Linked DNA regions of Homo sapiens: region 2 is linked to region 1. Evidence: chromatin loops called from intact Hi-C (ENCODE). Cell type or tissue: IMR-90. All regions are shown on one strand. Each heading gives the region's core, and the rest is flanking DNA. Links, peaks and the distances in the headings are about the cores only. Region 1 overlaps LOC124903689 (a long non-coding RNA gene). Region 2 has its middle 250 kb from the start of N4BP1.

Region 1 (11,360 bases), core at 1,039-9,038:
TTTCAACACAGTAAGCATGTGGGAAATAGTAAAGACGCTATTAGCTTGCAAAGCAGAGAGGCACTTCTGCCCAGGAAGGAAAGGAAGGGCCATAAGCCTGAGCTGTGATTTTGGCTCCAATGTCCCAGGGGCTCCTTCCAGATGAAGGAAGGTGGGGACTGAGAGCCATGAGACCTTGAGGCAGGGAGGGCTGGGGGTCCTGAAAGGCAGGTGGGAGCTGCCCCCATGTTGCATTCCAGGCAGAGCTGCAGGGAGCAGCTCAGGCTCTGCGTCTCCATGGAGGACCCTGGGCTGGCACCCCTGGAGCTGTGCGGGTTGGGTAGCTGGCTGCCCCTTTCCCACTCTGTCCTGCCTTCTAACCCAGTTCCCTGGTTCCTGATTCTGATTAAGTGCCACCCTACATGATTGGGAATAGCTGTGACTTCAGTGTCATGAATGCTGCCCCCCCGCCACCCCCCTCCAATTCCCCATGGTCCAACAGGAAAAGTTTATACAAGGCTTGTGGGCCTGTGGCCAGCTGGGTCTGAACTCCTCCAAGTCTCTCTTTGCTGGGGCTGGCTGGGCCATTGGGCAGGCACTGGGGTTGCAAGCCGCAGCCACTGGCCCTGACTCACTTGGACCAAACACATTTGTTGGAAGGAGCTGGAGTAGCTCTCAGAGCAGCAGGAAAGTGTGGAAATCTGGGTCTTGGGAAGCCCGAGCTGGGGGCAGAGCCATGTGTCATCTGCCTCCACTGGCTGTGGCATCTGTGTGTCCCTCTGCTCGAATTTTGGTGGGGACATAGCTGACCAGCTTGGTTGCTGGTCACAGGACAATCCTCTGTCAGGGGAGGGCAGGACCCTTGACAAGGGACTCAGAATGTATCCCATGAGGAGGGATGGTTCCCCAAATCAGGATTGGGGTGCTAGCATCAGAAGAGGAAAGTCGATACTGAGGCATCCCCTCAACTAAGCTAGGTCCAGGTTTCTGGGAGGGGCACATTGTGGGGCCCGGAGCCCCAGGAAGATGCCCTCCCTCTGCCTTTACATCTGTCCAGGCCCTTCTTTAAGGGGCTGGGTCACAGCAGGGCAATGGTCAGCAGGTACGTGTCCTTTCTTGTCCTTCCTACATCTACCACCAAGGGCCTGAGTATCTGGGCCATTTTCCACATTCTGAGGAATGTTGAAGGTGGGCGGACACAGTATCCTGCAATCAGAAGACGAGGAGGGACACCACCGCTCTCACTGCTGTGTGACCTTGGCACGCCCTCTGAAGTCTCTGAACTCTTGTCTCCTCACTGGGGATAAGGAGACTGTGTAGACAGGGAGTGCTTTGAAAAGTGTGAAGTGTGTGGGTTTGGGGACACCTTAGCAGGGAGTTGCTCATGTCAGCCCCACTCCCCACAGTGTCCTCCCTCTCCTTCCTTCCCAGCCCTTCACCCTGGGGGCAGGACCCTCTCCCTGCATTCCTGCTGAGGAGGCTGCTCTGGGAGCTGCCCCAGCACCTTGTCACTTCCTCGCCCAGCGAGGAGACCTGGCTGAGAAGGCAGCAGAACTGGCGGCATGCAGGGTGCCTGCAGGCAGAGGCCAGGTGGCCATGGGTGAGGGTGTGGGGTCATCTGGGGAATGGCTAATGTGATGACGGCTGTGGAGGGCAGGCAGGTCCTCGGCACCTTGGACAAGCTGGTCCCCACAGTCTTGGTGCTGCACAGAGGACATTCAGGGCACGTTCCCTATAGAAGAGTCTGAGGGATGGATCTCTCAGCCAGAATTGCTGGAAATAAATACACATCCTGGGCTCAGAGACCATCACTGATTTGGTGGAGAGCTGTTGGTTTTAAAGATTGGTCACTCACCGGATCATACAAATAAGTACCTCGTCTTAATCACTTTGGGCTGCTGCAACAAAAATGCCACAGGCAAGGTGGCTTACACAACATATTTCTCACAGCTCTGAAGGCTGGAAGTCTGAGATCAGTGTTCCAGTGTGGTCGGTTCTGGTAAGGGCTGTCTTCCTGGGGTGCAGACGGCCATCTTCTCCCTGTGTCCTCACCTGGCAGAGAGAGGATGAATGCTCTCTGGGTCTGTTTTTTTTTTTTTGAGATGAAGTCTTGCTCTGTCGCCCAGGCTGGAATGCAGTGGCGTGATCTCGGCTCACTGCAACCTTTTCCTCCTGGGTTCAAGTGATTCTCCTGCCTCAGCCTCCTGAGTAGTGGCACTACAGGTGCACGTGACCACGACCAGTTAATTTTTGTATTTTTAGTAGAGACAGGGTTTCACCATGTTGGCAAGGATGGTCTCGATCTCCTGACTTTGTGATCCACCTGCCTTAGCCTCCCAAAGTGCTAGGATTACAAGTATGAGCCACCGCGCCCAGCCTCTTTGTCTCTTTTTATAAGGACACTAATCCCACTCACAAGGGCTCCACACTCATGACCTCATCCCCTCCCACAGGCCCCACTTCCTAATCGCATTATGGGGTTAGGATTTCAACATGGATTTTTGGGAGGACAAACATTCAGTCTGTGACATGACTCTACACTTTACATAACGTGTTCATGCCTGCTTTCTTATTTGGCTTTATCTGCATTTCACAGGTGAGAAACTTAAAGCCACCAAGGCCAGGAGGCTTGCCCAAGTGCACATGGCAGTGACTTACTCTTGGTAAAAGTTTCTGTCTTCACTTAAGGGTGAGGTGATCCAGAGCTGGCCCTCAGCTATACTGGACACTATGTGGCCTATGAAAGACCAGCTGGGAAGGGGAGGGAAGTCTTTATGTTGGGCTTCCAGAAATCCACCCAGGGAGGACTTGTGTGAAAGTGATTCACTGGGAAGTGTTCCAGGAAAGACCAGCAGGGACTAGAGAATTATCTACGTGAGAGACAGGCCTTGCTCTGTGGAAACGGAAGCCACGGTGGCTGCTGTTACGGGGCATATGGCCTTGTGTCCTGCTGAGACCCAAGACTCAAACAGAAGAGAGCAGATCGGTGGGCCAGGGCTGGCCCAAGCCCCCTTTATCCTGGGCTCCACTGTCCTCAGTTCATGGCTTCTTCCTATGTGGCGGTATGTGCACTGGCCATCATGCCTGCTTTCCCAGACAGCAGGAATGAGGGAGGGAGAGGAAAGGGGGCACTGCTCTTTATAAGGACACTTCTCTGAAGCTGTACATGATGCTTTGACTCTGGGTTTTTGGCCAGATCTAAGGTCGCAGGCAGCCACAGCCAGCAAAGGAAGCAAGGAAATGAGGGCTTTGTTCCCAGCAGCCTGTGTCTAGCTAGAAAATGTGGATTCTGTTAGTGAAGGAGGAAAAGAGAAGGATGAAGGGGCACAAGTTGCAGCCATTGTCACAGCCAGAGAATGCAAAAATTGGACTTGGCCAAGTTTGATTTCCCCATTTGCCCAGCAGCCCCACATCTGCCCAGAACTTTCTCTGTGGGGTCGATGTGGAGCCTATCTTCTAAAGGGGTGGGCGCAGCTGGACTCTAGGAGTTCTGGGTCCAGTGAGGCCCTATCCTGTGGAGTCAGTCTCCCCTCTAGGAGCAGCAAAGGTTGGTGGTGTAGACAGAGCTCCCTGGAAGCTTCTTGGGGGTGGGCAGCAGGGGGAGCTGTACTGGACTAAGCCCTCAGCTGGGAGCTTGGCTTTTGAATTCCTGGTTCACCTCTGGTTTGCCAGATGGCCTTGGGCAGGCCTCTTAACTTCTCACATTCCTCAGGCTCAGCCCCATCCTCTGTAAAATGAAGACGATATGGGGAATTCAAGGCCGGACATGGGCGAGACAGGAAGCTCCCAACTCATGCATAAAATTCAAGAGGGTACCAAAAAAAACCTCAGTAATGGAGATAAATAATCAAGATGAAGAAATCATGCAGCATTTTTTATTGTGGTAAAGTACACATAACATAAAATTAGCCATTGTAACCATTTTAAAGTGAACAGCTGAGTGGCAGTAAGTGCATTTCCATTCTGCAGCCATCACTACCACCCATCTTCCCAGCTCTTTCTCTCCCCCATTAAACAAAAACTCCGCATTCCCCCTCCTCCCCAGCAACCACCATTCTACTTTCTGTTGCTATGAATTTTACGACTTTAGGTATCTCATAGCAGTGGAATCATACAGGATTTGTCCAGCAGTGTTGTAGCCTGAGTCAGGACGTCCTTCCTTTTGAAGCTGCTTATTATTCCATTGTGTGGATAGACCACATTTTGTTGATCCTTTCATCTGATCATGGGCACTTAGGTTGCTGACACCTCTCGGCTATTGTGAATAACACTGCCAGGAACATAGGTGAACGTGTACCTGTTTGAGTACTCACTTTCATTGATGTAATATTTTGTAAAAAATCAAAATTTATGCAAAAAATCCACAATGAATAAAATATCATTTTTTTTAAAAAAGGGTATTGCTTTGTCACCCAGGCTACAGTGCAGTGGCACAAATGTGGCTCACTGTAGCCTCAACCTCCCAGGTTCAAGTGATTCTCCCGCCTCAGCCTCCCAAGTAGCTGGGACTACAAGTGTGTGCCACCACACCCAGCTAATTTTTGTATTTTTTTTTTTTTTGTAGAAATGTGATTTCATTATGTTGCTCAGGAAGGTCGTCTTGAACCCCTGGGCTCAAGTGATCTGCTGGCCTCAGCCTCGCAAAATGCTGGCATTACAGACGTAAGCCACTGTGCCTGGCCTCAAAATTTTAAATAAAGACAACATCAGTAACCGTGGTCACTGTACTGAGCCATATCAGAGCACAGGCAGTGGAAGATGGGCAGTGCTTGCTGTGCATGATCCTGTCATTACTCCCCTTTTGAGGCTGAGCCTGAGGTGGGCCATCTTCTCCTTACCCTCAGCCTGGCCCTCCCTCCAGAGATTGAAGTGAGCCTGCGCTGAGTATGCCAGGCCTGGGAGCCTCATCTTCCCCAGCCTCACTGGGCCGATTTAGAAACTAGGGCCACAGAGGAGGTTCAAGGTTGCACAGTGAAGCTGGGGTTCCCTCTCCCCTTGGATAGATCCATCTTCATTAGCCCATCAGATAACAGCACCTCCCAGGCAGCTGAACTGTGGAGACAGCCACTGTGTCTTCCTTCCCTTTGAGTTGCTTTGCCAAGTGACAAAGCAAGAGATGTGTGTCCCCACTCAGAGTTGGTTTGCAGAGATTGGTTTGGGGCCATTCTAATGAGACAGGTGATGATGCTCTCGTCAGTTACCCCTTAGGTGGCCTGGGGCTGTGTGCAGGGGCTCAAGTGTGGGGACACCTGCCTGTGAGCCTGAGCTCCAACCAGGAGGAAGATGCCTGCTTCTGAGCTCACAGCCCCAAAGAGTTGAAAACCAATTCAGTCCCCCAAAGAGAACTGCCTCCTTTAGTCATTGAACACTTGGTGCACTCCTACTGCGTGCCAGGCACTGAGTGGGGCGGGCAATGAGGGTTGATAAGGAGAGGAGTTGGCCGTGGTCCTGACTTTAAGAAGCGCGTGGCTCAATAAAAGTTTTGCCCATTCGTCAGGAATTGAGATGTCTGGGGAAATGTATACGGAGGGCAAACCAGGGGGTGGTGAGAAGCCAGCTTGGCTCATCCTTGGCTGGGGATGTGTGTGTGTGATATGTGAGTGGAGTGGGTGATAGGTGTTTGTGTAATGCATGTATATTAGTTTGTGCGCACATGTATGAGTGTGTTTGCATGTGTGAATGTGTGTGTGAGAATGTGCATGTGTCTGTGTGCGAGTGTGATTGTGTGTTCACATATGCCAGAATGTGCATGTGTGTGTGAGTGTAAATGTGTGTGGGCATGTGTATGAGTGTGAGTGTGCGCGTGCACGTGTGTGTGTCTGTGTGTGTGTAAACGTGCATGTGTGCATTGTGTGTGTGTGTGCGCCTGTGTGCATGTATGAGTATGCGCATTTGTGCTCTTGCATGTGTGCTTGTGTGTATGAGTGTGTGCGTTGGGAGGGGGGTGGGGTGCTGGCTGTGGAAGGGCCACCCTTGCCTTGGGCTACCCTAGAGGAGACACCGGCTCCGAGGCACGGACCTTGCCTGCTATCTTGAGACCGACCAGCAGATGGCGGAATTGCAACGGGAAAGTCCGGGACCTCTGGTGCTGGGGAGTCGGAGGAGGGAAGGAATGAGAGGGAGGAGGGAGAGCATCTGAATCTGTTGGAGCTGCCGTGACAAAATACCATAGACTTGGGGGCTTAAGCAACAGAAATTTATTTATCACAATTCTGGAGGCTAGGAGTCAAGATCAAGGTGCCGGTGAAGCAAGGCTTCCGTCTGAGTCCCCTTCTCTGGCGTGTGGGCGGCTGCTGCCTCGCTGTGGTCGTCCCTCCATGGGGAGGGACCCCTTTTCCTCTTCTCATAAGGACCCCAGTCCCATCGGTTCAGGGCCCCATCTTTACAACCTCATTTAACCTCAGTTACCTCCTAAAGACCCTGTCTCCAAACACAGTCACATTGGGGGTTAGGAATGCATTTGCAGGGAATTCAAACATTCAGTCAATAGCATGGAGAGAGGAGAAAGAGACAGGGAGAGAGAGGGAGAGGGGAAGGAGAGGGAAGAGAAGATGGGGCAGACCCCGTGGCACTGGTGCAGGTCCGGACGGCTGGTGTGGGCAGCCTGGCCGTGACTCCATTGCGACGCTGAGAAGCTCCTTTTCACTTTGGGTAGCTCATCCTCACCTCTAAAGGAGGTGAGGGCCCACCTGCACCTTTTGAAGTAGCAACAAACTTGCAGACAGCAGCTCTCCAGTGCCTCCCTGCTTTTACACTGAGTGACGCAGCAGCCCGGGAGGGGCACTGCCACTGTCTCCACCTGCAGACAAGGTCAGGGAAGTGAACTGGCTGCCCACAGCCCCACAGCTTCGTGTGGTCTAAGCAGTAGGGAGGGAGCTCTGAGGGGGTGGAAGATACAATACAGACCTGAAGGAAACTCAGAACTCCTTGGCACAGCCCATGTTGACAAGCTGGGCCCCCACTGGGGGTCCTTCCTGAAGCCTCCCCAAAACCTCTGAGAAAGGGCCGGCTTGATGGGTGTCCCTTGCAGTGAGCACAGGTCCTGGAAGCTGGCCCGGAGACGGAGCGTGCAAGAAAGCACTCCCTGGACACACGGTTACCCGACAAAGTTGCCTGAGTTGGGGGCCTCTGTCCAGCCTGGGCGTGCTGGATGGAGAAGCCCATCCAGCTCTTGGCTCTCACTGTCGGGTGTGCAGGGCCGAATGCAGGGAGGAGAATCTACTCCTCCTCTCTCAGAGACCCACGAGGGACGCCTAAATCTAATAAGTTAATCTAGACTCCTAGAAACAAGATTAAATTTTCAAATAAAGGCAGGCTCTGACAGCTAAGGCATAAATCTTTTATTTAAAATAGAGACTAAACCCATTCAAATGCGATCAGCGATGACAGATGCAGATAGAAACAAGCTCTGATGGGATGGTTGAGGTGTGGGTTTGTCTGCTCCTGGTGACAGATCGCCAAGGGTGACCTTAAGGACAGTGTATAATTGTCAGCAAACAGTGGTGCCTCTGCATCCATTTCCATGTGGCTTGCTGGCCCAAGGTGGTGCCAGGGGCAAGGATGTCCTGAGGAAAGTGCCCATGCAGGTGGAAAGGAGCTGCCTTGGATGTCTTGGTCCCACTCCTGCCAGGTCAGCTGCCACAAGAGGGCAGGGGAGAGGGGCTCGCCACGTTTGGAGGTGCCTGGAGCACCAGCAAAGGAGCTGGAGATGTGGGGAGCTGTCAGGAACAGGTCGGATGTGGTTAAGGCAATAGGAGCCACGTGGCAGCATTTCCTGGAGCCTCCAGGGCAGAGGGTAAACTCTGCCTGGACCAAACCCAGCTGGGCCATCTACTGCCTTGGCTCTTTATGGTGGACGCTTCCAAGTGCCAGACATTGTGTTCCCTGCATGATCTCATTCAATCCTCACATCAAGCCCTTTTTACAGATGGCGGGCTGGGGCTCAGAAGGGTTAAGTGCCATGCCCAGAGGTGCATAGCCAGTTAGCGACAGAGCTGAGACGCAGCACCAGGCTGCTGGTTCCAGTGTGCACGCTCCTCCCTCTGACACTCTAGGGCTCCCAGGCACCAAGAGACACCAGCAGCTGCATTTGTTCTAACTCAGGCTGAGCGATTTCTCCTAAATATCGCCCCCTTTTGGAAGTGTTCAGATGCTTGCTGCCAGAATGCTTCACAAGGGCACAAACTCGAAGACACCACCATGAACATACATCCCGTGAGGACGAGGGTTCCCCAAAGGATAGTCTATGAATCTGCATTCAGGAAACATGTAATAACAAATGAAACTCCCACAGAAACAATGCTTTTATTAGGTAAATCTGGGAAACTTTGCCTACTCTAGCCCCTTCTGAGAAGTCCTGCAGAAAAAAGAATCCCATCAAACCTTATTTAGTCCAGCATTTCCCCAACTAATTTGAACATGAATATGTTTTGTTTCCCTTGCTGGGCATCATATCATGTCAACCTGTATTCCAAGGAGCACACTTGGGAAAACATTGATATGAGACTTTCATCTCAAGTTGGTCTGTAGCTTCCTGCTTCTCCAGAATGTGTATTTTGGTACATGACATTTCACCTTAAAACCTTGAAGCTATTTACAGATGCCCATAGGAGTCAAAATTGATGTTGGTCGTTTTCAGTCTCTTTAGAATAAAGTCTCCCTGAGTAATTTGATGAAAGTTGTAGATTTTTTCCTGTGGGGAAAGGAGAGGCACTCACATTCATATACACAGACTGATGAATTCAGATTCAGGGGTTCCTCGGTTACCCTGAGGTCATGAACCCCTGTTTTAAGTCACTGTCAGCTAATATCCTTGGCGTCATTGGCAGCCAAGCACTGGGCCCTGCTGGGGTGAGCCTGTGGGAGCAGGGCCACTGAGAGGGTCTGAGTAAACGGGTCAAATCCACTCCTAGCCTTCTGACAAAGGAAAGCAGGAGATTCATGCCAATCACACATGTTCAGTGGACTGGCACCTTCCAGCTGCCCACGGTGTGGGCCAGGGTGCTTTGAGCAGGTTAGTGAGCAGAGACCCCCCCTGAAGGTCTGAAAGACTATCCCACACCTTGTGGGGACCTCAGGGCTCCCATGCCTCTCTGAGCCCCCCACAGTCTAGTGCCTAAGAATTCTGCTGCTGATGCTGGTCCAGCACCCATTCCCTGCCCCCTTTCTTCTAGGAAAGGCACCCCAGCTGTCCTTGGGGCACCACCATGCCCCAGACCTAGCTTGTGTAGATTGTATGGACTGGACCTCATATCAGACTCATGGGTGGGCTCGTGAATCAGGCTTGGATAATCAGAGAATACCACGTTTTTGGTCACAGTGGTTGGTTCAGGGATAAGAATGGGACCAAGCCAAGACAATTAGTGCCAAAAAATACCTTGTGGGATTTTACTGAGAAAGAGAAGTTCTCCTGGGGCTGTTGATAAAAAGATGTATCTGGAGCTTCTGGTGGCCACTTTGACCCATGAAGGGAGCCACCTGGGATGGTCAGAGATGGGAGGAGAGGGTGGGTATCCCAATGAGACTGTTGGAGTCTGCATCCAGCTGTGCCTGACAGTGTATCTAGATCCTGGTGCACTTATAGGAATCAATACATTTCCTTTCTTGCTTAAGACCGTGTGAGCTAGACTTCTGTCACTTGCAGCTGAAACAATCCTAATGCCCCTGTGTCAAAAACACATTCCCAGGCCTGTGAAGGTAGCTGAATTAGAATCTCCAGTAATATGACATATACCTGTATCTGTATCTTTCTGGGGAATCTCATGATCTAACAGCTCTTGCTTGAAAAAAATTTCCTCTGACGTTCTACCATGGAGTGTGCAAGAAGCCCAGTTGGGAAATCCAAGATTATCCACATGTAAAGATGGCTCAGGCTGAATGCTTCGGCAAGTCTAGGAGTCAAGGTATTTTACATGATTTGTCTTTAATCTATTCCTGCTCTTAAACTCTCAGATGGGAATCACACTTTCTGATTGTGGCAATTTCTCAGCTTTGGAGAGGAGGGAGACAGAGTTCTGTGGTTCTGTGTTCAGTAAGACCCATTTCCTCATCTTTCTGCACTCCCAGTCCTCCACGTATGAGCCAAAGTGATGTGTGCCAATTTCAGGCTTGGCTCATACAAATCTCCCTGGGTTTATTTATTCATGATTTTTTCCTCTGTCTTGACACAGATAAATACAGTGACCTTAGAAGCCACTTCAGAGGTGGCAGAGCAACAAGGAGCAAGGGGCCTGGGCACCAGAGTGTGCCTCAAGACAAGTGCCAGTCAGGCCTTTTGACAGGCAGCAATCCCTGTCTGGGGCTTTACACAAGTCAGAAAAAATGTCTATTGTGTTAAACCGCTGATTTTGGGGTTTGTCTGTGATAGTCGTCTCCTTAACAGTGAATTTTTATAAATTCCAGATAACTTTCCCACCTATTGATTCATCTGAGCCTTTTATGAACTCTGGGTGGCAGTCTGGGAGTGGCACTTTACAGATGACAGTGCTTGTCCTGTTTACGTCCTTGGTGGGAGGCTAGAAAATGGTTCTAAACAGAACGCAATTTGATACACATGTAAAGAGATGTCCATGATGTGTCCTTCCTTAGCTCTGACTTCCCTCTCATCATTCAGGCACTTTGGTGGATACATATCTTCCCTGGGACTTAGCACCCATCTTACCACCCTCTGCCTCCATCCCACCTACAGGGAAGACTGAGGGCTCTGCCTCTGTCCGCGGTGCTGAAATGGGTGATAGTTACAGAGCAGAGTAGCTGAATGGGCCAGGACTTAAACACTAGACAGAACTGGGCTTTCCGTCTAAATATGTGTTCCCTTGGGTGGTCTTTCTACCTCTCCAAATATTAATTTTTTGGTCTGTAGAAAGGGAATATTATATCTTCTTCATGGGACTGTTCTGAACATCAAATAATGTGGAGAAACTATTGATGTAGTTGTGTTCTTTTCCATCCTCTGTCCTCCTTTTTAATACTGAACCTCGTCTTCTACCAAAAGTAGCCTTCAAGGGCTAGACCTTTCATTCCCAGAGGCTTGAGTGAGTTAAGAGAAAAACCAAATTGACTCTAGAGAGATTGTCTGTCATGAATCTAGCTGCCATAAGCTACAGGGGGTTATGGGATATCCTAAGAGTTTAAAGGGAATCTGAAGCTTGAGGGAAAATATGTGTTTCTTTGTTCCTCAGTTTCTCCTTCTTTTGTAAAATGATGGGTAGTGCATGGTGGCTTAGGGGCTTCCAACCCTGCAGAACAAGAACATCTTTTAGTATTCTTGCAACCCATTGATCCCCATCTTTGTAAAAATTTTGTCAGCTAAACACACTGCACTTATTAAAGAATAACAAATTCATTTCCCCAATTTTATTAATAAAAGACATTTAGAAATG
Region 2 (11,360 bases), core at 2,054-10,053, 490 kb after region 1:
TTGTGGAGGGGTCCGGTTCAAGCTAATTCTCTCCAAAACTGTAGATTCCATATAAGTGTTCATAGAGTGAGGGTCAGCTTCACCTTAACCTCTGGAAAACCAAGAATCTCCTTCCAAAAAGCTGCAACATCTCCCTTTGGCCTCATTGACAAAAACCCCCTCTCTACCAAAAATACAAAAATTAGTCAGGCGTAGTGGCAGACGCCTGTAATCCCAGCTACTCGGGAGGCTGAGGCACGAGAATTGTATGAACCCAGGAGGTGGAGGTTGCAGTGAGGTGAGATCATGCCACTGCACTCCAGCCTGGGGGACAGAGCAAGACTCTGTCTCAAAAAATAATAATAATAATAATAATAATAATAAATAAATAAATAAATTTAAAAAAACCCTCAACCTTTTCTCTGGGTCAGGCAATCTGTTGCTTGCCCTAACATTTACCAAGGCACCCAGGGCACTTTCCCTTCTCCCAATTTCATGCTCTGCAGGGGTTGTCTTCCACAACTCCCAGAGCCAAGGAGACCTGGATGCCCTGTCTTCCTTCCTGCTATATTTTTCTCTGTAGTCCTTATCACCATCAGACAATATTTTGTTTATTCATTTTGTTTATTGTCTAACTTCCCCAACTACATTGCAAAAGCCATGAGAGCAGAGATATGCGTTGCTTGGTTCACTTGGTTCACTGTTAAATTTCCTGTGCCCACAAATATTTCTTAATGAATGAATGAATGAATGAAGTAGGAATTGCACCCAACTTCTTCCTGAACACATTGTGGTAGATTATTATAGTAATTATCCCAATGAATCATGTCTCCCGCTATGGGCCCCTCCACATTAAACCTGGGCTTGACCAAGTGACTTGCTTTAGCCAATGGAACATTAGAAAGAATGGCCCAAGAAGAATCTTGTACATTGGGGTTTCTCTTTTTCTTGCTGTTTTTGGCACATAGACACCATGTAAGAAAGTCCAAGACAGCTTGTGAGGGGAGGGAAATGTGGTCCAGCTGCCAGCCAGCACCGATCATCAGACACATGATTAGATCATTTAGACCTCCCAGCCCCAGCCAAGTCACAGGATGACTGCAGCCACAGATTCCATGCCAAATTAGTGATGTAAAAACAATGACTATTGCTTTAAGCTACTGAGTTTTGGATGCTTGTTATGCAGCAATAGATAGCTGTTACAGAGCAGGACATCTTTGTCCATTCCACCCTGTTGGCACACGATACTTCACAAAATGGATTCCCAAAGAGCATCTCTCTCTCCTTCTCAGCAGCATCCAAACTCAGGAGTCCAAAGAATTCAACAAAGCCCAAATTCCTCTTTGTATGTCCCCCAATCCCATAAGTCATTGTGGCATCTGATGCAAATTATTTCCCAGAAACCACACTCATGACCCAAGCTGACCTTCCAAAAATAACCAGGGTTGCTTGAGCACTTATTCTGCCTGTGCACAGGAACGAGAGAGAGATTTCTCTTGGACTCTCTCGGAAGTCCTTGGCCAGGGAATTCATAAGTCTTTTCCTAAAGGGAGTGAAAGAGGCAGGTGGGGGGACAGCTTCATAGCATGATCTATGTGTGCTCAGCCCTCTGTTCCCTGTGGCTTCTGAAGCCCCCACCCTGAGGGCACTGCTGGGTCGCTGAGACCTGTCATGCATTTATTTCTCCTTCCATCCCCCAGGTCCCTGCTGTTCCTTCCCACCAATCAGAGATCTGCCAGGCAGTCCTCACCAGGGAAATCATCCTCTAGCATCCTGACCCCATGGAATTAAAAACCTGGCCTGCTACATTAGCAAGGGTGAGTGCACAGGACCTGCAATGCTGCCTCAAACACCTGCAATCCCAGCTCTCCCAGCTCCAGGGAAGGTGTAATTGAGGTGTACAGGAGCAGATGTGCCCTCATTTTGCACATGCCACCGATCCCTGAGCCTTTGAAGCCAAGCACCCAGGGGCCCAACAGGGAGTGCCTTCCCCTTCCAAGACTATATTCACTTCCAAAGTGAGCCCCCAAGTTCAGTCTTCCATCACATATACTGAGTGGGAAATACCAGGATGTGGTGTGTGTCCAGGGTAGAGAAAACTTACTTCCCTTCCAAGTCCTCACCCAGCCCTTTTCCCAAAGAGCTCCCCAGCTCTGAGGGACAGCTCTGTACTCACCGAGGAGAATCTCAAGTTTTCTCCTGCCCTCAAGACCACCCAGGATGAATCCAGCCCTCTAGCACAGAGGTCACAACACAGAGGCACTAAGATGTGTTATCTCTGGCTGACCACATCTTACTGCCCAACTGCAGAAGGTGTGGCCAACAGATGGCTTCAACCTGTAGCTCCTTCAGAGTCAGCCTCAGCTGCAGAGAGCTGCCTCACCTGAAGCCACACCCTTCCCAGGGCAGCCCATGCCCAGTCATACGGTCTGAGGGATACAAATGCCCAGCTCTTCTGATGGGCACAGGTCATGTCCGAGAGATAGCAAGTACCTCTTGTACTGGGTTGGCCAATGCTCTGTCAGGCCTCCAATGCCATTTGACTCCTTCCTCTATTCCACCCTGCTTTCTCCCACTTCCTTTCACAGGAGTTGCTCCCTGATAAATATTTTGCACTCCAAACCATCTCAGCCTCGGCTTCTGGAAAATTTAACCTGTGACAGGGCCTGATCCAAGGAGTGAATTTATAACTGAATTGAAGGACATCACACAAAGAGTGGCTAGTCCAGTTGGGAAACTGAGACTGAAGGGCAGACTTTTCTGAGGTCGCTGAAACAGAAAAGGTCAGAGCCATGATCTCCTGACTCTGAGAACGGAGCTCTGCTGGGAAAACTTCTCTTGCAGACCTACCCCCTACCCAGGCTGTACTAGAGAATAAGGTATGGCAGATCGATTCCCTCAAAAGTGGAGCCTAAGACAAGGATTTGGGTGCAGGTGGCTTATTTGGGACATGATCCCAGTAAGCAGGTATGAAGGAGTAAAGAGAATGGCCCAGGAAGGAGAAGAAGCCAGTACATTGGGGTGTTGTTCCAGCTACTGCCATGGACAACTAGGGTTCAATTCTGCCAGACCTCTGAGAGGCATCCAGACCACCACCCAGAACTCTCCACCAGCAGAGCACTTATCCGCCTGGTTCTGCCCCTAGTGGTTGAGAGCTGCTTCAGGTGACACCCACCCACTTCTGGGTTCTGGTTGAGCATGGGCCAAGCTGGCTCCCACACTGTCAGAGAAGATCCCAGGACAAAAAGTGGAACATCATGGCCTGCACAGAGAAGCTGGCACTAGCCCATTATAATGAGGTGTAAGACACAGTAGTGAAAGAATTTACAAGATATGGAAGTAGTACAGAAGAGGATATGCTTAAATATGGTGGTGAGAAGTCAAAACATAATAGCTGCATGGAAGAAGCTAGCTCTGAGTAAGGTTTTGAAGGATGAAGAGTAGTTTTCTATATCAGTAAGGTAGAAGGCACAACATGGAGACAAGATTGCATAGTGCGTTTGGGGTGCTACAGGTGTTTTGTTATTTCTAGTGCATAAAGATCAAGGAGGAGGCCGGGCATGGTGGCTCATGCCTGTAATCCCAGCACTTTGGGAGGCTGAGACGGGTGGATCACCTAAGGTCAGCAGTTTGAGACCAGCCTGGCCAACATGGCGAAACCCCATCTCTACAAAACATACAAAAATTAGCTGGGCGTTGTGAAAGGTGCCTGTAATCCCACCTACTCGGGAGGCTGAGGCAGGGAGAATCGCTTGAACCTGGGAGGAGAGGTTGCAGTGAGCCGAGATCGCACCATTGCATTCCAGCCTGGGTGACAGAGCAAGACTCTGTCTCAAAAAAAGAAAAAAAAAAAAGGATCAAGGAGAAGAGGCACCAAAGACAGAATTGATGAGAAGGCAGCGAAGAAGCTCTAATACCATTCCAAAAATTTACGTTTTTGCCCAAAGGGTATTTTTTAAATTTTATTTTTAAGTTATTATATGGTAAAATTGACTTTTTTCCTTTATTGCACAGTTTTATGAATTTTAACACGTGTATAGGTTCATGTAAATCACCAATCTAATCAGGATACAGAACAGTTCCATACCCCCAAAAAAACTTCCTTTACAGTCACATCCTCCCCTAACACCCAACCCCTGGCAATCACTAATCCGTTTTCCATCACTATATTTTTGTCTTTCTGGTAATGCCATATAAATAGAATTATATAATATGTAACCTTATGAGATTGGCTTCTTTCATTCACCATAATATCTTCAAAATTCATCCATGTAGCTGCATGTACCAAAAGTTGGCCTTTTTATTGCTGTGTAGTATTCAATCGCATGGATCTTTAGCTATTCCTCTGTTGAAAGTCATTTTTGCTGTTTCCAGTTTGGGGCAATTATAAATAAAGCTGCTAAAAACATTTGTGTACAGGTCTTTGTATGAACATAATTTTTCATTTCTCTAGGGAAAACACCCAGGAGTGTGATCACTTGTTATAAATGTGTCATATGTTATACATGTGTTTACCTTTTCAAGAAACTGCCAGACTGTTTTCCAGAATGGCTGTACCGTTTTGCATTCTCATCAGCAATGTATGAGCATTCTAGTTGCTCTGTATACTCATCAGTACTTGAATGTATTTTTTATGTCAGCCATTCTAATATGTATGCAGTGGTTTGAAGCAGGGAGTGACATGATCAAATTGGAGAGAAAAATTTAAGGCAGGGAAGCTAGTTAGGAGAGTGATGCAGTCATGACGGCAAGAGACACTGGTGGCCTGGACAGGGTGATGGCTACGGAGATGAAGTGTAGGGGAGAAATACTCCAGAGAAGAATCAGTGGGACTGGGTTTGAGGAAAGAAGTCTAAGATGGCTGTCAGGTTTCTGGCTCATCAAGACCGCAAGGTCCCACGTGGAGCACAAGTTGGAATTCCACTGTTCAGAGCTGGGGTGAGTCAGCGGGGAGTGGAGCAGCCTCCCTCCCCTGACGGCTATGCGTTCCCACGTGAATGATTGCAACAAACAGCTTGACTCCATTTACAAAGAAAAATTTACATCCCCTCTGTGGGGGGAGACGTGTCTATCTATTGGCCAGCCTGTGTTTATAAACCTGCCAACAGCCCACAATCTGGGAGTGACCTTTGCTGGTTGTAAACACAAATGCAGATGTCCTGATCGTGAATCAGGCAGAGGCCCAAATGTGGAGCAGCCGAGGAAGGAGGCAGAAAACCCTACCAAATGTCTGAATGTATACTGCCTCCTGCCTGGGGGTAAAGGAACTCCTCATTTCTACATTATTGCTGAATTTCAGGAGTTGTTTTCAGTTGGTTCCAGTTGTTCTTAGAACCCTTGTTGAGATTATCAGTTTTGAAGCCCTGGATAAAATAAAATGTGAATACCAGGAAATAAGAACACCAATTAGAAGCTGTCACTTGATCATAATGTTGGAAGCTTACATTTAATATGAGCTTGGGTGGGCTGCATGCCAAGTCTCTGGCTACAGGGAAAAGGGAACTTTAGAAAGGATACTCCAACGCTTCCCCCTAAGAGAGGGACTCCAGGGTCTCCCAACCAGCCCAGTGCCAGGTCCCAAGCTAATGGAGCCTTTGCAGAACCGGCCTCCAACATGGGGAAGGAATTCCGCAAAGCTCACCAGAAAGTTCCCTTCCTCTCACCTCTATATCACCCACCTTTCTCTAAGAGCTCCAAATATTGTACTTTACTGCAGAATTTTCAGTATCCTTTTTATCCTTGCTTTTATCTGAACCTCAGAATAACTCGAATGTTATTATCCCACTTTTCCATTAAAGGAGCTGAGGTTTAAAGAGGATAAATGACTTTTCTAAGGCCATGCATCAGGTCAGTGGTAGAATTTAGATCCAAGCTTAGGTCTCAGATTCCACATCTAGAACAGCCTTCTAGCACGCTTCATCACTACTTTTTCTTGGGAATGTCAATTTGGATGACATCACAGCTTGTATAGAAGACTTCTGTTGGCTTGGCTGCTCTTGCCTCCACTTTCTGAGAACTGACCCCCTTCCTTCCCTCCTGAAAAATTATTAAACCTGCAGTCAGAAGACCTGAGTTCAAAACCCAACTCCACCCCTTGCTAGCTTAAATTAGTTACTATACTTCTGTGAATGCCATCTCTTGTTTTGTGTGCATGCAAATTTATGTGGTACAAGTGTAATTTTGTTATATGCATAGCTTGCATAGTGGTGAAGTCAAGGCTTTTAGAGTACCCATCACCCAAATAATGTACATTATGTTCATTAAGTAGCCTCTCGTTCCTCATTCCCCTCCCAACCTTCCAACTTCCCACCATTTCAAGTCTCTGTTGTCTATCATTCCACTCTATGTCCATGTATATACATTATTTAGCTCCCACTCACAAGTGGGAACATGCCATATTTGTCTTTCTGAGTTGTTTCACTTAAGATAACAGATTCCAGTTTCGTCTTTGTTGCTCCAAAAGACATTTTTTCATTTTTTATGGATGAATAGTATTCCATTTTGCTCATGTGTCACATTTTCTTTAACCAATCATCCACTGGTAGACACTTAGGTTGGTTCCATGACTGTGCTATTGTGATTAGTGCTGTGATAAACATACGGAGTGCGGGAATCTTTTTTGTATAACGATTTATTTTCCTTGGAGCAGATACCCAGTAGTGGGATTGCTGGGTCAAATGGTAGTTCTATTTTGAGTTCTTTGAAAATTACTGTTTTCCATAGAGGTTGTACTAATTTACATTCCCACCAACAGTATATAAGAGTTCCCTTTTCTTTACATCCTCACCAACATCTGTTATTTTTTGTCTTTTTAGTAATAGCTGTCGTCACTGGTGTAAGATGATATCTCATTGTGGTTTTAATTGCATTTCTCTGATGATTGGGGATGTTGAGCAATTTTTCCTATGCCTGTTGGCCATGTGTGTATGCCTTCTTTTGAAAAATGTCTATTCATGCCCTTTGCCCACTTTTTAATGGTATTATTTATTTTTGTTTTTGTTGAATTGTTTGAGTTCCTTATAAATTCTGAATATTAGTCACCTGTTGGATGCATAGCTTGCAGATATTTTCTCCCATTCTGTAGGTTGTCTATTCTCTATGCTAATTATTTATTTTGCAAAACTGAGGATAACAACAATGTCTTACAGGAGTGTCGTCCAGCAAAATTCTCGTAATAAAAAATAAGTGGGAAATAACAGTGGCAGACTTTTTGGACATTTATTCACAAGCATTTATTATAAACTCCTACTATGAATCAGTCCTGTGCTAGATGTAGAAACCAGGCCAAATTATTGTGTTTTCTGCCTTTGAGTTTGAAAAGGCAGAGACCAAAGTTTTCCTTACAAGTGCTGCTGGACTCTAGGAATGAAAGACCATTCCAGCAAAGGTAATTGGTTAAGGGTGTTAGCCACTAGAAGAGGAATTTCCACTTGGCAATTAAGTTTGCAAATATGATACAGTCTTATAGAGTGTATTTCTTCAAATTGATGTGTTCTTTTTCATGTAATAATCAATTAGTGGGTGTTTCAATTGCTTAATTAGCTCTGCATGTAAATTAATCTCTGCATATTGAAAATGCAAAACTTGTCTTGTAATGTTGGATTGCTTCTGAGGTAAATCAAATGACTGTAGCCTTGGCAAAGGTTCTTGGTTTCAAGAGTCACCAAAAGCCAGCAGATTCCTTTAGCCACGTGAGTATGGGGACTTAGGGAGGATTTAGTATATGACAGTCAGTCTAATTATATTTACCCATAGAAAAGACTCCATGTCATTTCTTATTTCTGCTCTCAGGCAAAACTGCCTGTTGAATGATTAAATTCTTTGAGCCATTCAGGTCTTATGCCCTGACATTAATGAGGAATGAAAGATATGTTTCTCATTTCCCAGGCAGACATGGGAGCTGGCAGGTGAAACCCATTCCCTGCTTCATCAAGGAGGCTGGGAGGGTAAAGGAAAGGTAAATTTATAACCAGTTCTGACTCTACCACCCAAGGGAAACTCCAACTTCTTCAAGAAGCCTCCTCTGACTATGGTCAGCCACAGTATCCTCTCCCTATCTCCAAGTCCCCCTAAGATGGTCATAACCTAGCTCTTACCTGTTACATCCTATGATATGGGTTCATGGCACTGACACCCATTTGGAATCACACAGGCCTGGGTTCAAATCCAGACTCTGCTCTCTACTAGCTGTGTAACTCGCCTCACTTGTAAAATGAAAGGAATAATATTCCACCTCCTCACTCAGCCCAAGTAAGGTCCAAATGAGAACAGCATTGTAAAGAAAAAATGGTATAAAAGTGTTGGTTATTTTGTGTTCCATGTTATTTTCTTGTACCCTTCAAAAGCAGGGGCTGAGTTGCTGCTTTTCCCCTCCTGAGTCCCCCCTCCCCATGCTTAGCCCAGGACTAGTTTATAGCACAGCCGAGTGCTCAGCAGAGCACAGGAAGACAGGACACTCAGCCTTGGCCAGCCTGCCTTGGAATTTTGTTGTGTGGCCCCTGAACTCCCTCTCAGTTTGGTTTCCTGTAGTTTATTTTGAGAAATTTGGGACAAATACAATCCTATCTCTGGAGCCTCAGATGCTTGAAGCTGCGTAGACAGGGCTGCTCACATTAATCAGATCCTACTTACTTGTATCATCACCCTTTACACATGGCCAATGAAAACCTTCCCAATATGACTCAGCCAGGAGAAAATCCACCTTTAGGTCAGAACTATCATATTGACCTCCTTTTAGGGCCCAGTCTCCAGAGGCATGGTCACAAAGGCCTCTAATGACTCTGGAGAGCCTCTAGGACCTCATTATGAAGCTGCAGTGACCAGTGATCCCAGATGGACATCCTCCAAGGCTAACTGCTGGAACTCTGTCCAAGCTGCCATGGATTAAAATTTGGGGGAGGAGTCTGACACCCCAGTGGGAAGGAGCACTCCCTAAGGAAGGGACCCCCTTCTGGCCCAGAACACTCAACACAACACTGAGCACATAGAAAGTGCTCAGTAAAAACTTACAAGAATGGGGTAGGGGTGGGGAGAATAAACACATAAAGCAAAAAGCAAACCCATGAATGTGTAAAAATAAAGGAATTAATGAGCAAATGAATGAATAAATATAAATAAAAGTGAATGAGAGAATGAAGAAAGGAATGGCTTTGAAAGATCAAAGCAAAGAATGAAGAACTCAGCCTTCCTGCTCCCACCTCTTTCTCTATACAAATCTTTCTTCTAAAATCGGACAGCTTTGGGAGCCATGCAAGAATGAGAGCATTTTTGGTTACATCTAGGAATCCTTCGCATCCTTAGGACCCAGGATGTGTTTTCAAGTCATTGAGAAATGCATTTTCCACTTCTTTGTCTGCTATCTGGGAACACAGAGTGTTTCTACAGACAAGCATTACCTGTGTCTAGAATCTTCATTCAGAAGCATGCAACCCTCATCTGCCTGCATCACGGGGCGAGCAGAACTTCCTCAAGGGACCGCAAGTTCCATAAACAAACACTCAGAGCTTCCATGAACACTTTGATGACTCAGAGTGGCATTTATTTGGGGCAGGTAACTGAGGGCTGAAGCTTTTCACATGAAGGGCAGGGAGAATAAACACCTTCCCTTCCTAATGCCAATTCCTCTTCCCTCATTTTTAGAATGGAGGTCTCCCTGTTTCTGTGTTCCCCATGCCTGGTGTTTATACCTAATTTCTTAAGAGACTGTGCTTAACACATGGTGAAGACTTGGTCCAACTTAGGTGAAGTGTTGGTGGAAGGATCCAGCCAGGACAGCACAAAGCAGCCCACCACATAGCGCTGCACAGCTAAACTCAGAGTTTTCTGGAGAAACCATAAACAATTAAAATTGTTTGCTTTAATCTCCCTATCTGTCCTGCTCAAGGACAGAATGCATAGCCTGGCCTCTGTTCTAGCTGCTAACTAATCAGTTTACCCCTCCCCAGTGACATAGACACAGACACACACACACATAAACCTGCCAAAAGCAAACAAGATTCACTATTCCCAGATTCTCTGCTGGTTTTCCCCCCTCTCTCCTCTCTCCCCTTTCTCTTATAAATCCTTTTTTTTTTTTTTTGGCTACAGTCCCCTATTTTCCCTCAGTAGGATGGGAAGGAAACATAGGATGTTTTGCCTGAGCCTGAGGGATGGTTCCTGGAATGCTAGATTTTCACAGGCCCAGGCAAACCAGGACAAGTTGGTCATCTTATCACTCACATGTGAGAAAATCTGTATGCAAAAAAACAGCTGTCTCTAAATCACTGCTTGAAACTATTTAACATATGATATACTTAAAACACTTGTGGAAACATAGTGAATGTTCAACAAATGTTAGTTACTGTTAGTATTTTTGTTGTTGTAATATTCTGGTTGTTCAAGTCCAATGTCACTCCCACCCCAGAGGTATTCCTTCCATCTTCCCCATGCACACAACTCAGCAAAGTGCCTCCCCAGATTGTTTGTGATAGGTCAAATTGCATCATTTTAATTCAACAAAATTCACTGGATCCCAACCCTGTCCCAAACACTGGGCTGGACAGATATTTAACAGTAAGCTGCAAATGGACTTGCTCTGTTGGCATAAGATTTACAGCAGCTGTCCCCAACCTTTTTGGCACCAGAGACCAGTTTCATGGAAGACAATTTTTCCAAGGACCAGGTGTAGCGGGGTGGTTATGGGATGAAACTGTTCCACCTCAGATCATCAGTCATTGGATTCTCATCAGGAGCACACAACCTAGATCCCTGGCATGTACAGTATGGGAAAACTTACACAATAGGGTTGTCATTCTTGAGAGTCTAATGCTGCCACTGATCTGACAGGATGTGGATCTCAGGCAGTAATCGGCCCGGGGGTTGAGGACCCTTGGTTTACAGTTTAGTATGGAAGACATTGAGTAGATAGACTCCCAAGTTAATATATAGTAATATATTGGAGTGAGGGCTAAGAAGGAGATACATAGGGTGCTAATGTGAAAGCCTAACAGGGTAGACCTCATTTGGTTGGAAAGTCAGACAAGGCCTTGCTGAGGAAGTTGCATCTAAACTAAGACTAAAAGAGTAGTGAGAGGTAGGTAAGTGATGAAAGGTAAGTGATTCACTTTGCAAGATAAAAGCAGCCCTGCAAATTTTGACTGTTCCTCAAGTGTTTCAAAGTAATGAGCCAGAAAGTCTAGTTATTTAAGCAAAGCCAATGGTGAAAGCTGTAAAGTTGAAGAATTTCATGTAGCATAAATGATGATCCCATATTCAGCTGTTGTGCAAAGGTTATCCTACACTCACATGCCACAATTTGAACACCAGCAATTCATAAAAATCTAGTTTTAGGGCCAGGCACAGTAGCTTACACCTGTGATTCCAACACTTTGGGGGGCCGAGGC

Evidence for each region. Hi-C counts contacts between places; a loop is a spot of excess contacts. Peaks named below come from ENCODE experiments on the same cell type or tissue, not always from the same donor. Only the 100,000 strongest peaks of a DNase experiment are listed, where the experiment ranks them.
Region 2: it touches region 1 in a loop (24-fold over the local background); 3 of 110 quality-filtered maps call a loop at or near these places.

Annotation. Positions count from the first base shown.
Region 1 is chr16:49,345,351-49,356,710 of GRCh38, reverse strand. It overlaps LOC124903689 (a long non-coding RNA gene), which reads right to left. Exons shown (of 2, transcript XR_007065068.1): 2 at 6,154-11,360. Among named protein-coding and RNA genes, the nearest start is that of C16orf78, 23 kb to the left of the region's middle. RefSeq lists enhancers at 1,010-1,527, 1,528-2,046 and silencers at 10,606-10,806, 10,579-10,873. In IMR-90, for the core only: CTCF peaks have their summits at 3,567 (motif pointing right) and 6,031 (motif pointing right); no DNase peak of the experiment used is centred there.
Region 2 is chr16:48,856,016-48,867,375 of GRCh38, reverse strand. No RefSeq gene overlaps it. Among named protein-coding and RNA genes, the nearest start is that of N4BP1, 250 kb to the right of the region's middle. In IMR-90, for the core only: a CTCF peak has its summit at 5,220; a DNase peak (open chromatin) is centred at 5,085.